Linked DNA regions of Homo sapiens: all the other regions are linked to region 2. A link is a contact called in ENCODE Hi-C or POLR2A ChIA-PET data. All regions are on one chromosome and are shown on one strand. Each heading gives the region's core, a stretch centred on a gene start or an enhancer-like site at or near the end of the contact. The rest is flanking DNA. Distances are from core to core; before and after follow the strand shown.

Region 1 (4,660 bases), core at 2,111-4,610, 240 kb after region 2:
ACAAAGATAAATTCTTTTTTTTTGAGATGGAGTCTCGCTCTGTCTCCCAGGCTGGAGTGCACTGGCGTGATCTCAGCTCACTGCAAGCTCCGCCTCCTGGGTTCACGCCATTCTCCTGCCTCAGCCTCCCCAGTAGCTGGGACTATTAGGTGTCTGCCACCACTCCCAGTTAATTTTTTGTATTTTTAGTAGAGATGGTGTTTCACCTTGTTAGCCAGGATGGTCTCGATCTCCTGACCTTGTGATCCGCCCGCCTCGGCCTCCCAAAGTGCTGGGATTATAGGCGTGAGCCACCGCGCCTGGCCCCACAAAGATAAATTCTTTGAATCAGAGAGAATGAATACTAATATTAGAGTTGAGACGGGTAAAAGGGCAACAGAAGGATTATGGGGTGCATAGAAGAGGAGGCTTTGACAATCTAGATACTTTCTCTCCCAAGCCCAAGTATGTATTATTTTGTATTGTTATTACCCCTTAGTCATAGACTGGAGACTTATGCCAGGATTTATTGACTCTTCAAGTCTCATTATCAATCTGCATTTAAGATTTAACAGCAAAGTTTGAGATTGAAAGATTACTTGTTCAGACACAAAATAACTTGATCTTCTTGTGGAAACTCAGCTTTAAATAAATAAATAAATAAAATAACAATAGATTTCAACAGTAAAGTCTTTGTTTGGCTGGGCGCAGTGGCTCACACCTGTAATGCCAGCACTTTGGGAGGCTGAGGTGGGCAGATAACCTGAGGTCAGGAGTTTGAGACCAGCCTGGCCAAGATAGTGAAACCCTTTCTCTACTAAAAATACAAAAATTAGCCAGATGTGGTGGTGTGCACCTGTAATCCCAGCTACTCAGGAGGCTGGGGCAGGAGAATCACTTGAGCCCAGGAGGCGGAGGTTGCAGTGAGCCGAGATTACACCACTGCAGTCCAGCCTGGGCCACAGAGTGAGACTCCATCTAAAAAAAAAAAAAAAAAAAAAAAAAAAAAGGCTGAGAAAATGGTAAACATGTAAGTCTTAATACATTGTTTTTATATAATGATTACAACAATAAGTCTATTCTGTACAGTTAGATATAAGGATATAACTAGACTTTTTCTTACAGTAGCATGTACGTCATGAGGGAGGATGTGATAGGAGTCAAAGTGCTCTAAGATTGGGATGATTATATGTCCCAATTTGCCCAGGAGAGTTCATGCTTGTGCCTGTTTTCCCAGTGTAATAGTTAATACTACCCCCTTATCTCAACAGCATCCTAACTTAGATGATAAATTACTTGGCTACTTTACACATATAGGACTTAGTGACCTGGTGAACTTGGGGAACAAGCAACAGAGCAGAGGCAAAGATAAAGTTAAGATCTCATTCCTGGTTGTCTCATCGTGTGGTAGGGCCACTGACATAAACACTGGGTGAGCTTGTGAATACTTGTCTCAGATCTGGAACTTCTAGTAGGATGTTTCCTAAGACCGAGAAGATGGTTGGTTCCACCCATTCCAATTATTTGGGTTATTAATTGTTCTGAGGCATTTCAGTTAGTTAAATCTAACCTGTCATCCCTCAGTTCTTCTTTGAGTATATGAGAAAACCTAAGAGGCTCCCAAGTTGACTGTACAGCTGAGAGTTTTCCACTGAGAAGTCCAAAAAGGCCCCGTTGTCATCAACCTCACATTTACCATGATAGGGTCTATAATTCCAAGTTAACTGGGTGAGGAAGGGGCTCAGGTTTCTATTTGCATTAAGCTATAGAGAATAGGAGGAATAGTTTCCTATTTAAAAAATAAATTTTTTAAAGTGTGAATATTCCATAAACCAACAAACAGAAAGAAATTTAGAATGTGCTCACTGAATTAGTCAGTTCAGTAATAATTATGGTGGTGATTCTGGAGAAGGGCGTGGAAGAGACAGCTTGGGGAAGAGAACAGTGCTAAGACAAGAACCAGAAGGCCTGGATTCTGGGTTTGATTATGCCCCTTCTGGCAATGGGATCTTGAATAAGTCATTTATCTTCTTTAAATTGCAGTTTCTTCTGTAAAATGAATTAAGAGAAAAATTAAGAATATTTGTAAGCACTAGCCATGTGCCAGGCACTACTCTAAGCACTTTATGAATCTCTAAAACAAACCAATGTATTATTGGCATTATTTCCATTCTAAAGATGAGGAAATTGAAGCATGGAGAGATGAGTTAACCTTCCTAAGACCACGCCCCTTCTCAGTGGCACCTCTAAGATTTGAAACTGGGCACTATGCTTTAACTCTCCTGACTACCATCGGGTATGCCCGTTCACCATTTTACATTCTGCTATATGTCTTGGGAAAATGACCCATGTGGGTGTCCTTGCTCTCTGGCTTCCAGTTGGGTTCCAACAGTGACAAGAGATTGGAGAGTGGGAGGACAGATTGGTTTCTTTCTCTTCCCAGTTGCCTCCCTAAGAGGCCATCACAGATTGGCTGATTCTTTTATCAAACGTGGTGTCTCTTGTCGAGTGCCCTCTCCATACAGTTAACCTATACCAGTTCTAAAAACTGCTTTTTTTTCCCCCTCCATTCTCTTTTAGGCTAGGAATAGTAACAGCTCTTTGATCTTGCCAGTCTGGGATACTGCACCACCCTTTGCTGTCAGAATCCTTTCTGATTACACATTGCAACTTTAAAGTTGCACATGATGTACTCTACCAGAAGGAAGCTGATTTCGTGGTCACAATACTATCTGTCTGGAGTGGTGGGGGTTCTGCTTAGCAAGGACTCCCCTAGTTGGGCCTCTTAGAATGGAGAAAGTTGACAGTTTCAGGACTGAGATATTTGAGAAAATCAGGAGGGTGCTGAACAGCTTTGTTTCTTAACTTCCTGGCCAGAATGTGTAGATTTTCAGTACCTCCCAACGTTTCCAGATGTATTTAGCTCCTACACACTAACCTTCTTTCATTACTGAATGTGTCATGGAGTTAACACATATTCTTGCTTCTGCCTGAAACCTTCTTTCTTCTTTTTGCATAGAAAACTCAGATATCAGCATGAATGTTACTTGCTTAGGGAAGCCTTCCCTGGAACAAACCCCTCATTTCTGCCAGGATGGATGAGTATCCTCATATATGCTCTAACAGCTTTCTGAGCCTTTCCTTCACAACACTTAACATAGTTTCTAATTATGCATTTGGTGGTTATTGGATCCATATCTCCCCTCTCCCTAGAAAGGAAGTTCCAAAAGGTCTGAGGTTGGTTTTGACTTTGCTCGACATTAAATTTCCAGGACTGAGCACAGTTACTGACTCTGGTGGTCACTGAAAAATGCTATTATGTATCCATGGACAGATGTATGACTAAGCATCATGTAAACTGGTGACGATGGTAGACTGGGAAGAATAAAATGAGAGCGCTATCTAGTGGCACCAGGTGCAACAAGCAAAATGGGGCCAAGTTTTTGCCTGAGGCCTTACAAAAGTGTTGAAATCCTTGTGGAGAAAATTTTCTTTTTCTCAGGAGGGCAGTAGAATATCCTTAGAAGTGACTAGACTTATGACAGTAATGACATGAGGAAGAATATGTCACAAAGTTAACAGGAAGATTGACTCCAATCACAAGAAGTGAGGGCTGCAGAGGCCATGAAGGGATGGAAAACTTTTTCTTAGTTTTATCACTACTGGGTAATGGGCAGAGCCTGGGAGACAGAGAAGAGAACAGGCCGTATGGAGCACGCATCAACAACCCTGAGCTTCAGAGCACTTAGTACTGCAAGAAGAATGTGTAAGAAACTCTGGAACCCAGTTCCTGGGAGAGTGAGGGAACACCAGTGATTTCATTGGTATTAGGCTTGAAATATTGATTATTTTCTTTATTCCATATTTCACATTGTTATCCACATACCCCTTCTGACTACATACAGCACCAGGTGTAGGAAATGTGTGTTAGAAGATGATGTTTTTTGCCTTAACCATTGATTTTAATGATCATTTCATCCTCTCTGCTCTACCCTAAGTGGCCTTTCAGAGTCAATTGTGGCTTATTTCATAATTATCTTTTTCAGACTACTTCTGTACATTGGTACCACATCTGTAATGAACCATCGACTCATCTATTTCCCAATTCATTTGAATCTAGAATTTGGCAAGCCTTTCTTTTTTAGTGTGTTTTTTAATTTGACTCCGCATTTTTCTGTTTAGGTTGCACACTTGAAAAAAAGCTTTACCCCTTTTTTGAAAAGTTGGCAGACGTCTTTTTTTTTGAGACAGGGTCTCACTCTGTTGCTCAGGCTGGAGTGCAGTGGCGCGACCTTGGCTCACTGCAACCTCCACCTCCCGGGCTCAAGTGATCTTCCCACTTAGCCTTCTGGGTAGCTGGGACTACAGGCACGTGCCACCAGGCCCAGATAATTTTTTGTATTTTCTAGAGACAGGATTTCGCCATATTGTCCAGGCTGGTCTTAAACTCTTGAGCTCAAGCGATCCATCCGCCTCAGCCTCTTGAAGTACTGGGATTGCAGGTATGTGCCACCGTGCCCAGCCACAGACGTCTTAATGAAAATGAACCATTACAGTAATATACTAGGGCAAGGGCAATTTGTTCATTATCGACAAGCAAATCACTAAATTATGTAAATTACTGGATTAGACAGGCAGAATTACTTTTCTTTCAGAGAATAATCAAATATTACTTTAAAAT
Region 2 (4,312 bases), core at 1,730-4,229:
AGTATTTAATATTTATCACATTACATTTTCTTTTTCTTTTTTTCTTTTTTTGATATGGAGTCTCATTCTGTCACCCAGGCTGGAGTGCAGTGGCTCGATCTCGGCTCACTGCAACCTCTGCCTCCTGGGTTCAAGCGATTCTCCTGCCTCAGCCTCCTGAGTAGCTAGGATTACAGGCTCACGCCACCACGCCTGGCTAATTTTTGTATTTTTAGTAGAGATGGCTTTTCACCATTTCGGTCAGGCTGGTCTTGAACTCCTGACCTCGTTATCTGCGCACCTTGGCCTCCCAAAGTGCTGGGATTACAGGCGTGAGCCACTGCACCCAGCCTCACGTTACATTTTCATAGCTAGCAGGGTAATGGTGGAGTTATTGGCACTCAGGTCACATTCTAGGGAATGTTTATTGGGCAATCTCAATGGCACCGCAAGCTAAATGACTTCCAGTGTTTCTCGTCTTTGTGCTTTCTTCATTGCAACCTTTGCCCAAGACATCTGTTTCTTCTGGATCACCCTTGTACAGCCACTGATGGAATGATCTTCTGAAAGTGAATCTTCAGTAGACACATTGGCCACACCATCTTTGCCAGCCATCACATTGCCCAGGTCTCCGACATGCCTCTCTTGATCCTTTGGGCCACCGTGTTTTTTGGTTAGAGGATTAAAGTGCAGATCAGCCTTGTTTATTAGCTCCAAACTGATGGACGTGGAATCTATGCTGAACTTTAGTCAATCCTATAATGCGTCCCGATACCACAGCTCGCCCATTTTCCTTCTGTTTAAAGTGGATGGTGCCAGCACGAGGCCTTAGGCCTCCAACATGCACACGGCCCTTGTTGTCATGGCTTTTGTGGGGTATGCTCTGGTCCAGGCTCTGAAGGCTGTGACGGAATTTTGGCTTAACTTAAAAAAAATACTTTATTTATTTATTTATTTATTTAGAGATGGACTTTCACTCTGTTGCCCAGGCTGGAGTGCAGTGGTGTGATCTCAGCTCACTGCAACCTCTGCCTCCTGGGTTCAAGCCATTCTCCTGCCTCAGCTTCCCAAGTAGCTGGGATTACAGGCACCCCCCCTACCACGTCTGGCTAATTTTTTTGTATTTTTAGTAGAGACAATGTTTCACCATGTTGGTCAGGCTGGTTTCAAACTCCTGACCTCAAGTGATTTGCCCACCTTGGCCTCCCAAAGTGCTAGGATTACAGGTGTGAGCCACCGTACCTGGCTAAAAATCAACTTTAAATTATAAAATAATGTAAGCAATTTACAGAAAGTTTGGGAAAGAGAGAAAGAGAAGGAAGGAAGGAAGGAAGGAAAAGAAGGGAAGGAGGGAAGGAATGAGGGAGGGAGAGAGGGAGCGAGGGAAGGATGGAAGAAAGGAAGGGAGGAAGGTTTGTTACATGGGTATATCACGTGATGCTGAAGTCTGGGATACTAAAGGAAGGAAGGAGGGAGGGAAGGAAGGAAGGGAAGGAAGGAAGAAAGGAAGGAAGGAAAGAAAGAAGGAGGGAAAGAAGCAGAGATGGAGGGAAGGAAGAAAGGAGGGAAGGAAGGAAGGAAGGCAGGCAGGAAGGAAGGAAGCCATACACCTTCCATACATTCATATCATCTATGATCCTATTCACATTCGAGGAGAGTTCACTGGGAAGGGTCTTTAAAAGTAAGGCCCCTGGGATATAAGAGGCATGGCAGGTATATCTTATAGGGTAAGAGGGAATAAAACTAGGAGAGAGACATCCTGGAACAGGTCTGCATTGGAAGACGGGAGGAGGAGAGAGAAGTGTAGGAAGGTTGTGATAAGAGGAAAAGAGAGACTGGGGAGGCAGATGAGAGATTGTTAAGGGCACCATTCCCTAAATTAGCCAAACACAGTCATGTCTGGGTGATCCTGGAAGGAATTATTTGAAGAAACATCTGTCATCTAAGTGCCTAATGGCCAGATATGATCTTTCATTTTCAAGGACCAGGGACACTTTCTGGGGAAGATGAGGACTAACCACAATTCATAAGTGGGCAACAGAAATGCTGATTTATGAACTTCCAGTGGAAAACGTAACTCTCAGGTTAAGGCATCATTAGATATCATGCTGCGGTCAATGCCTTCGAAGTCACATCTTAAGCAGAATAATTATTTGTTGGCCTCCTGCAAGAATCCACCCTATACAGGGACCAAAAGTTTTCATAAGTTGCAAATCTCTCCCAATAGATGAAATTAAAATAGAGTTTGAAAGCTCCTCAGTAAATGTAGTATCAGAACACAGAGTTAGAATGTATTGAACATCTATGATGTGGCTAGGCATGGTGGCTCACGTCTGTAATCTCAGCACTTTGGAAGGCTGAGGTGGGTGGATCACCTGAGGTACGGAGTTCAAGACCAGCCTGGCCAACTTAGTGAAACCCCATCTTTACTAAAAATACAAAAATTAACTGGGTGTGGTGGAGCACCCCTATAATCCTAGCTACTCGGGAGTCTGAGGCACGAGAATTGCTTGAACCAGGGAGGCAGAGGTTGCAGTGAGTGGAGATCACACCATTGCACTCCAGCCTGGGCGACAAAGTGAGACTCTGACTCAAAAAAATAAAATAAAATAAAATAAAAAATAATAAAATAATAATATATTGAACATCTACAATGTGTCAGGCATTGTAGAAACTAATTATAATGTGGTAAAAGATGGACAAAGTCAAGTACTTGCAATCTAACCGAAGACAATAAAATAGATGAATAAATAAGACTATTTCAAATTTTCAAATAGACATGACTTCTATAAAAACAGAATGTTGAATAGGACGAGGAGAGAGTCAGAGAAATTGTGTGTATGCTTGTGTGTGTTTTGCGCGCACCTGTGTTATTTCTTTCAATTGGGTGATCAATGAAGGCTTCTTTAAGGAGGTGAAATTTGAGTTAAGACCTGAAGAATCAAAAAGATCCAGAAAAAGGTCTGATGGGTGTGGCAGGAAGCATTCAAAGTACTGGGCAGTGCGGAAGCAGAGGCAGATGGAAGTGAGAGTTTGAGAGGAACTGAGAGAAGGCCTGTGGGTTGGAGGGTAAGAATGCAGGGGAGAGGGAGACTACAGTTAAATGTTTAACGGAAGGCATTCAGCACGACATTAGACTCTTTCAGTTCAAATCCCCACCCAACCACAAACTAGTTGTGTGACCTTGGACAAGCTAGTTAACTTCTTTATGGATCGATTGCTTCATCTGTAAAGGGGTGAAATCAGAGGTAACTACTTCATGGAGCTCCTCTGAAGATGACGTGAGATAGTCTAAGTTAAAGTGCGGAGCTTAGGCATATGGTTGGTCCTGAATAAGCATTAGATGTTGGCATTAATGTGTCCATCTCCACAACAGACTCTTGTCCACTGAGTAGGATTCCCTCCCCGCAGAAACGTACTTGGATGGGTGCTGCCAGTTTAGCGTCTTCGACTACTTAGTCAAACTTGAGACGTGTCAGAGGTCTGCAAACTATAGCTCCCTGGGCAATTCTGTAAACCTTCAAGTTAAGAAAAATGATTACATATGTAAAGGGTTGGAAAAAATCAAAATAAGAATACATGTATTTTCTGCTTTTATTTAAGGTGCAGGGTGTACATGTGCAGGTTTGTTATGTGGGTATATCACGTGATGCTGAAGTTTGGGATACAAATGGTCCCATCACCCAGGTAGTGAGCATAGCACCCAATAGGTAGTTATTCACCCCATGCCCCCCTCCCTCCCCCTTTCTTCTAATAGTCCCCATTGTCTATTGTTCCCATCTTTGAATATGTGTACCTATAAGTGAGAACATGTGGTATTTGGTTTTCTGTTCCTGCATTAATTTGCTTAGGATAATGGTCTCCAGCTACATTCACGTTGCTGCAAAGGACACAGTTTCATTCTTTTTATGGCTGTGTAATATTCCGTGGTGTATATGTATCACACAAAATCAGAATATTTTGTGTGTGTGACACAAGAAAAATTTATGGAACTCAAACTTCAGTGTCTATAAAGTTTTATCAGAACACAGCCACAGCCTTCACTTATGTCTGTGTATGGCTTCTTTCTTGCTCCAACAGCAGAGGTGGGAAGTTTCAGCAAAGATCTCATGACCGACAAAACCTAACGTATTTACCATCCGACGCTTTACAGAGAAAGTTTGCCATCGTAGTTAGGAGGACAGGTTTTTGGAGACAATGGAGTTACCTGGAGCCTGAATTTTCTTCTAAGAAAATGAGTGTAATAACAACGCCCTCAACAGGTTGCTATGCGAATTAAGAACATTTGTCCCGGCCGGGCGCGGTGGCTCACGCCTGTAATCCTAGCACTTTG
Region 3 (4,648 bases), core at 1,641-4,140, 210 kb after region 2:
AAAGGAAGGGACCTGGCTTCAGATGTCCCTGCCAGCAGTCATTAGTCACCTGCATCTGGCTGTCCCCCTAAGGTGCCAAGTGGTAGCAGATGCAGCCCTGGATGGACAGGTGCAAAGTGAAAGAAATGCCAGTTCTCTGGAAAGGCTTCTGTGGGTTTAAAGCCTAGCTCCATAATTCTTGCTCTTCAGTCTACTCCTGCAAAAATGACAGATCTGTTGGCTAGTTAACAGTGAATTTCGTTGATTCTGGTACCTTGGACTCTAGGAAGACAGTAAGTTAAAAATAGAAAAGATGTCTTAAGACCTTTTTTCATATAACAGACTTATTTCTGATGCTTTTTGCCCCTGAAACTTGTTTATTAGAATTTATCCAGCCTGTCTGGAGGGTGAATAAAGTAGACCTAAAATAAAGACAATTTCTCCCTTGATTGAAGGAGGAGATTGGGCAGCACAGAGAGAGGGGAGAGAAGGTGGTGCAGAGAGCCTTCAGGCAGGCCACAGATTCTCAATTTGTTTAACCTGGTCTTCATTTGAGGCCATAATTTTTCTTCAGTCTTTTTCTCATTGTCCTGGAGTTCTGTCCTTACAATTTCATTAAACATTCAACTTTACTGGGACCTTACTATGTGCCTAGTACTGTTGAATGTGCTTGAGATGTAAAAATGACCAAGATACAGCTCTTGTTCTTAAGAAATTCAGCTTGGAATAGCAGTTCTCAATGCCAGCTGCACTCTAGAATCACCTGGAACTTTAAAAACATCCTAGTGCCTGGGCCCCACGCTAGACCTATTAAATCCAAATCCCTGGAGTAGAGTTTCAACACTAGAAGTTTTTAAAGACCTTTTTACTAAAATTCAAGTGTATATAAAGATAAAACAGTATAATGATGGCCTCTCCCCCATGTACATGTCACCCAGATGAAACAATTATCAAATCATGACCAATCTTATTTCTTTTATAACTTCCCTCCCTCACTCCAACTATTAAATTATTTTATGGAATAAAATAATTTAAAAAGTATATAATCTCATTTTTTATTTCTTTGATATATAGCTTTAGAAATTGTTTTCAAAACACAATATCTTGATCATACCTAAAACAATAAATAAAATTGCTTACATCATCAATAACCTGCCAGTTGTCAAATTTCCTCAATAGTCTTTTTTTTTTTTTTTTTTTTTGAGACCAAGTCTTGCTCTGTGGCCCAGCTGGAGTGCAGTGGTGTGATCTCTGCTCATTGCAACCTCTGCCTCCTGGGTTCAAGTGATTTTCCTGCCTCAGCCTCCTGAGTAGCTGGGATTACAGGGGTGTGCCATCACACCTGGCTAATTTTTGTATTTTTAGTAGAGATGGAGTTTCACCATGTTGGCCAGGCTGGTCTCCAACTCCTGACCTCAAATGATCCGCCTGCCTCAGCCTCCCAAAGTGTTGGGATTACAGGTGCGAGCCACCGCACCCAGACTTCAATTATCTTATGAAAAGTTTTTGCTGCCGTTTTATTTGAATTAGGTCTAAGTAGTATCCATACACTGCATTTCGTTAACACGCCTCTTACATTTCTTTTAATCTAGAGATTCCTCCTTACTCATTTTTCTCTTCTTCACAAGTTTTTTTTTTTTTTTTTTTTTTTTTTTTTTTTTTTAAAGAAAACCGGTCATCCAGGCTTTCTTTAATGATGAGAAGAAATGGAAGTATTTGCCTGTTCACATTCTTGAATGCTATAGGGTTCTCCAAGTTGTAGATTAGAAAATGCTTTAATTTGAACTCTGAAACATTTCCAGGCAAAAGCAGCATTACATGGTCTTTGTATGCCTTGAATCTTGGCATTGTCTTGGATGTGCGATGAATGTATGTATGCTCCAGCATACAAACATTCTGTTTCTGAAACAAACTTCAGAAAAAGTTTGTTTCATTGGCATTAAACATTTGTTCTGGTAAATATTTCTCATCCACAATTATCCTATGCAGCTCTTTTTTTCTTTTCTTTTCTTTTTTAAAGCTTTAAGACATTCAATATGGCATTTGCTGCCTCACTGCTGATCTTCACATTATGAAAATTATGAGCCATTTGAAGCACTGGAACAGCCCATGACTTGCTATAAATATTTGCATATAGGTGGGATCATCAGAATGTTTTTTAGTGTATAAAAAAGAGTAGAGGCCGGGTGCGGTGGCTCACCCCTGTAATCCCAGCACTTTGGGAAGCTGAGGCGGGTGGATCACGAGGTCAGGAGATCGAGACCATCCTGGCTAAAATGGTGAAATCCCATGTCTGCTAAAAATACAAAAATTAGCTGGGCATGGTGGTGGGCACCTGTAATCCTAGCTACTCGGGAGGCTGAGGCAGGAGAATGGCTTGAACCTGGGAGGCAGAGGTTGCAGTGAGCTGAGATCGCGCCACTTCACTCCAGCCTGGTGACAGAGCAAGACTCTGTCTCAAAAAAAAATAAATAAATAAAAAAATTCTTGCCTTAGCCTGGATTGTCTGCGGTTTAAGTGGTACTTAAACTATATCTGATACTTCTGTATCTGGTCTTCCATCCATGTGACAAGTATTTTTTCATATCATCAGTTGGCGCAGCTCTTTTCTTCCTAACAACAGTGAATTTAACCAATATGGATGATTTCACTGCATCACTGATTCACTTCTTATCCTTTGAGATGGTTGAGATTGTGGATGTGAAAGTCCTAATTCAAATGCAGTGGCTATTACTGGCTTGTCACGTTCATGCTGGGCAATTACTCTTGAGTTTTATCTTGAGAAACTCAGAAGTAATTTGCCTTCCTCTTCTTATCAGAAGCAGGAGAACACGGATGGGCATTTTGTAGACATGGTAAGATGTGGAAACACAAGACTCAATATTCAAAAAATGCTGGCAACACAGTAGTACACTGTAGAGTATCGGCTGTTTACCCCTGTGACCATGTGGTTGGCTGGGAGCTGTGGCTCACTGCCGCCACCCAGCATTGCGAGTGAGAATTGTACTACATATTGCTCGCAGGAAAAAGATCAAAATTCAAAATTCAAAGACAGTTCCTACTGAATGCGTATAGCATTTGCACCATTGTAAAGCTGAGAACCAAGTCGGGGACTGTCTGCATTTTCTCCTCTAAAAAACTTCATATTTCTTAACTGTTCACAGAAAAGGCTTATACAAAATAATCAATTTGGGAGCAATGGCACCTTTAAGCCCAGACTGTAGTCTCTAAACATTGCTTCTCACCAAAAAAATCCCCAAGCTCCTTGGAGAAATGAACAGTCCAAGTCTGGAGCAGGAAAGGAGATAAGCCTAGAATTTCTCTGTCTTTCTCGTATGAACTGTACCTCAAGATATACAAGGAGTGGATGAAGAAAAGTTCTTTATAGAAAAATTCTAACTAATAAATGAAAAAGGAATAAAATAATTCGATTATAGCCATTTTGTAACTTTTAATGAGATAATGGATCTAAGTAAAATATGTTTAGCTTCATTTGTTTCATCTTACCTATTTTACAATTTTATTCTAAAAGTAGTAAAAATTTTGGGATCTGCCTTATCTCAGTCTTTAGGATGTTCTTTGCCTGCCTCTAACATTCCTGTATCTTGAGTAGCAAGTGGTCAGGCTGAAGTGAAAATTCTTTAGTCATCACAAGGAGGTTGTACTGTTATCATGGGTGCCGGTTCAGCCTTCTCGTCAATGAAGCTACCCCTTCCTGGGAAACTCCTGCCAGGTCATTAATAACAACAAAGGAATTCTATTCCAGGAGGCCTTACTCCCTGGGTCTCTTGCTGCTGAAGACTTTATGGGATTTCCATGAGCAATTAGTGATTAACTATCCCAACAGCTGGCCATGTTGCTCCAAGAGGATTTGTCCTGCTACCTAGTTGGACTTTGATCTCTGATCTGTTGATTACTACTTTAATCCATTTTGTGCTGCTCTATTAGGATACTGAGACTGGATAACTTATAAAGAACAGAGGTTTATTTCCTTCTTATAGTTGTGGAGGCTGGAATGTCCAAGATAGAGAAGACTGCAATTGGCCAGGGCCTTCTTGTTGTGTCATCCTATGGTGGAAGGCAGAAAGGTGAGAGGGAGAGAAGGAAGAGGGGAAGGGGAGCTGAATTTATTCTTTTATTAGGAACCCTCTCCCACAATAACAATAGTCCGTTCATGAGGGTAGAGCCCTCATGACCCTAATAACCTCTTAAAGCTCCCACCTCTCAACACTGTTGCATTGGGGATTAAGTTTCCAAAACACAAACTTTGCAGGGGACACATTCAAACTGTGGCGATTTCCTTCCAGAAACGTATGGTGGCTGCTTGGCCAGATGCCCAGCTCACTGCACTAGTTGAGTGCAAAAATGGATAAATTGGCTACGTAGAGTTATGTCAGGCTTACTAGCACAAGATCCATGAGAAAACATTCATGGACACAGGGTTGGTGTCCCATTGTCCATCCTAGACAGAACTAAACACAAGACATCCTCATCCTTGTGTTGTGAGGCATTTAAGATGAAGTATTGGCCCATCCCCCATGATCACACCTGGGTGCCACAGCAATGTGGGGTGGTATCACCTGGTCTCTGGTCCTATCCTGTCAGATCAGTTTCCAGGTTGGGAGAATCACCACCCCCTCTCATAGTGCAATCAGAGGGCTGGCGTCCA

The links. Hi-C counts contacts between places; a loop is a spot of excess contacts on that map. ChIA-PET counts read pairs that join two places held with the same protein, here RNA polymerase II (POLR2A). Pooled maps may share reads with other maps.
Region 1: a pooled map shows a loop between it and region 2 (1.8-fold over the local background). The contact joins two enhancer-like sites. A Hi-C loop is called at or near these places in 7 of 37 single-sample maps with no recorded cell type and 7 of 50 pooled maps. POLR2A ChIA-PET finds 5 or more read pairs at or near these places in 5 of 52 experiments (BJ, CD8-positive, alpha-beta memory T cell, Panc1 and 2 more).
Region 3: a loop to region 2 is called in a pooled map, with 2.6 times the contacts of the local background. The contact joins two enhancer-like sites. A Hi-C loop is called at or near these places in 7 of 37 single-sample maps with no recorded cell type and 7 of 50 pooled maps. POLR2A ChIA-PET finds 5 or more read pairs at or near these places in 4 of 52 experiments (CD4-positive, alpha-beta T cell, CD8-positive, alpha-beta memory T cell, HEK293T and 1 more).

What each region holds. Positions count from the first base shown.
Region 1 is chr6:53,434,396-53,439,055 of GRCh38, forward strand. The region is part of intron 1 of GCLC-AS1 (GCLC antisense RNA 1); the gene reads left to right. Among named protein-coding and RNA genes, the nearest start is that of GCLC-AS1, 5.2 kb to the left of the region's middle. Within about 2 kb of position 3,361, at least 2 of the 41 ENCODE cell types and tissues checked have a DNase peak (open chromatin) inside an H3K27ac peak, as active enhancers do.
Region 2 is chr6:53,196,317-53,200,628 of GRCh38, forward strand. It overlaps the pseudogene SOD1P1. Among named protein-coding and RNA genes, the nearest start is that of GCM1, 50 kb to the left of the region's middle. Within about 2 kb of position 2,980, at least 3 of the 41 ENCODE cell types and tissues checked have a DNase peak (open chromatin) inside an H3K27ac peak, as active enhancers do.
Region 3 is chr6:53,407,906-53,412,553 of GRCh38, forward strand. No RefSeq gene overlaps it. Among named protein-coding and RNA genes, the nearest start is that of GCLC-AS1, 21 kb to the right of the region's middle. Within about 2 kb of position 2,891, at least 3 of the 41 ENCODE cell types and tissues checked have a DNase peak (open chromatin) inside an H3K27ac peak, as active enhancers do.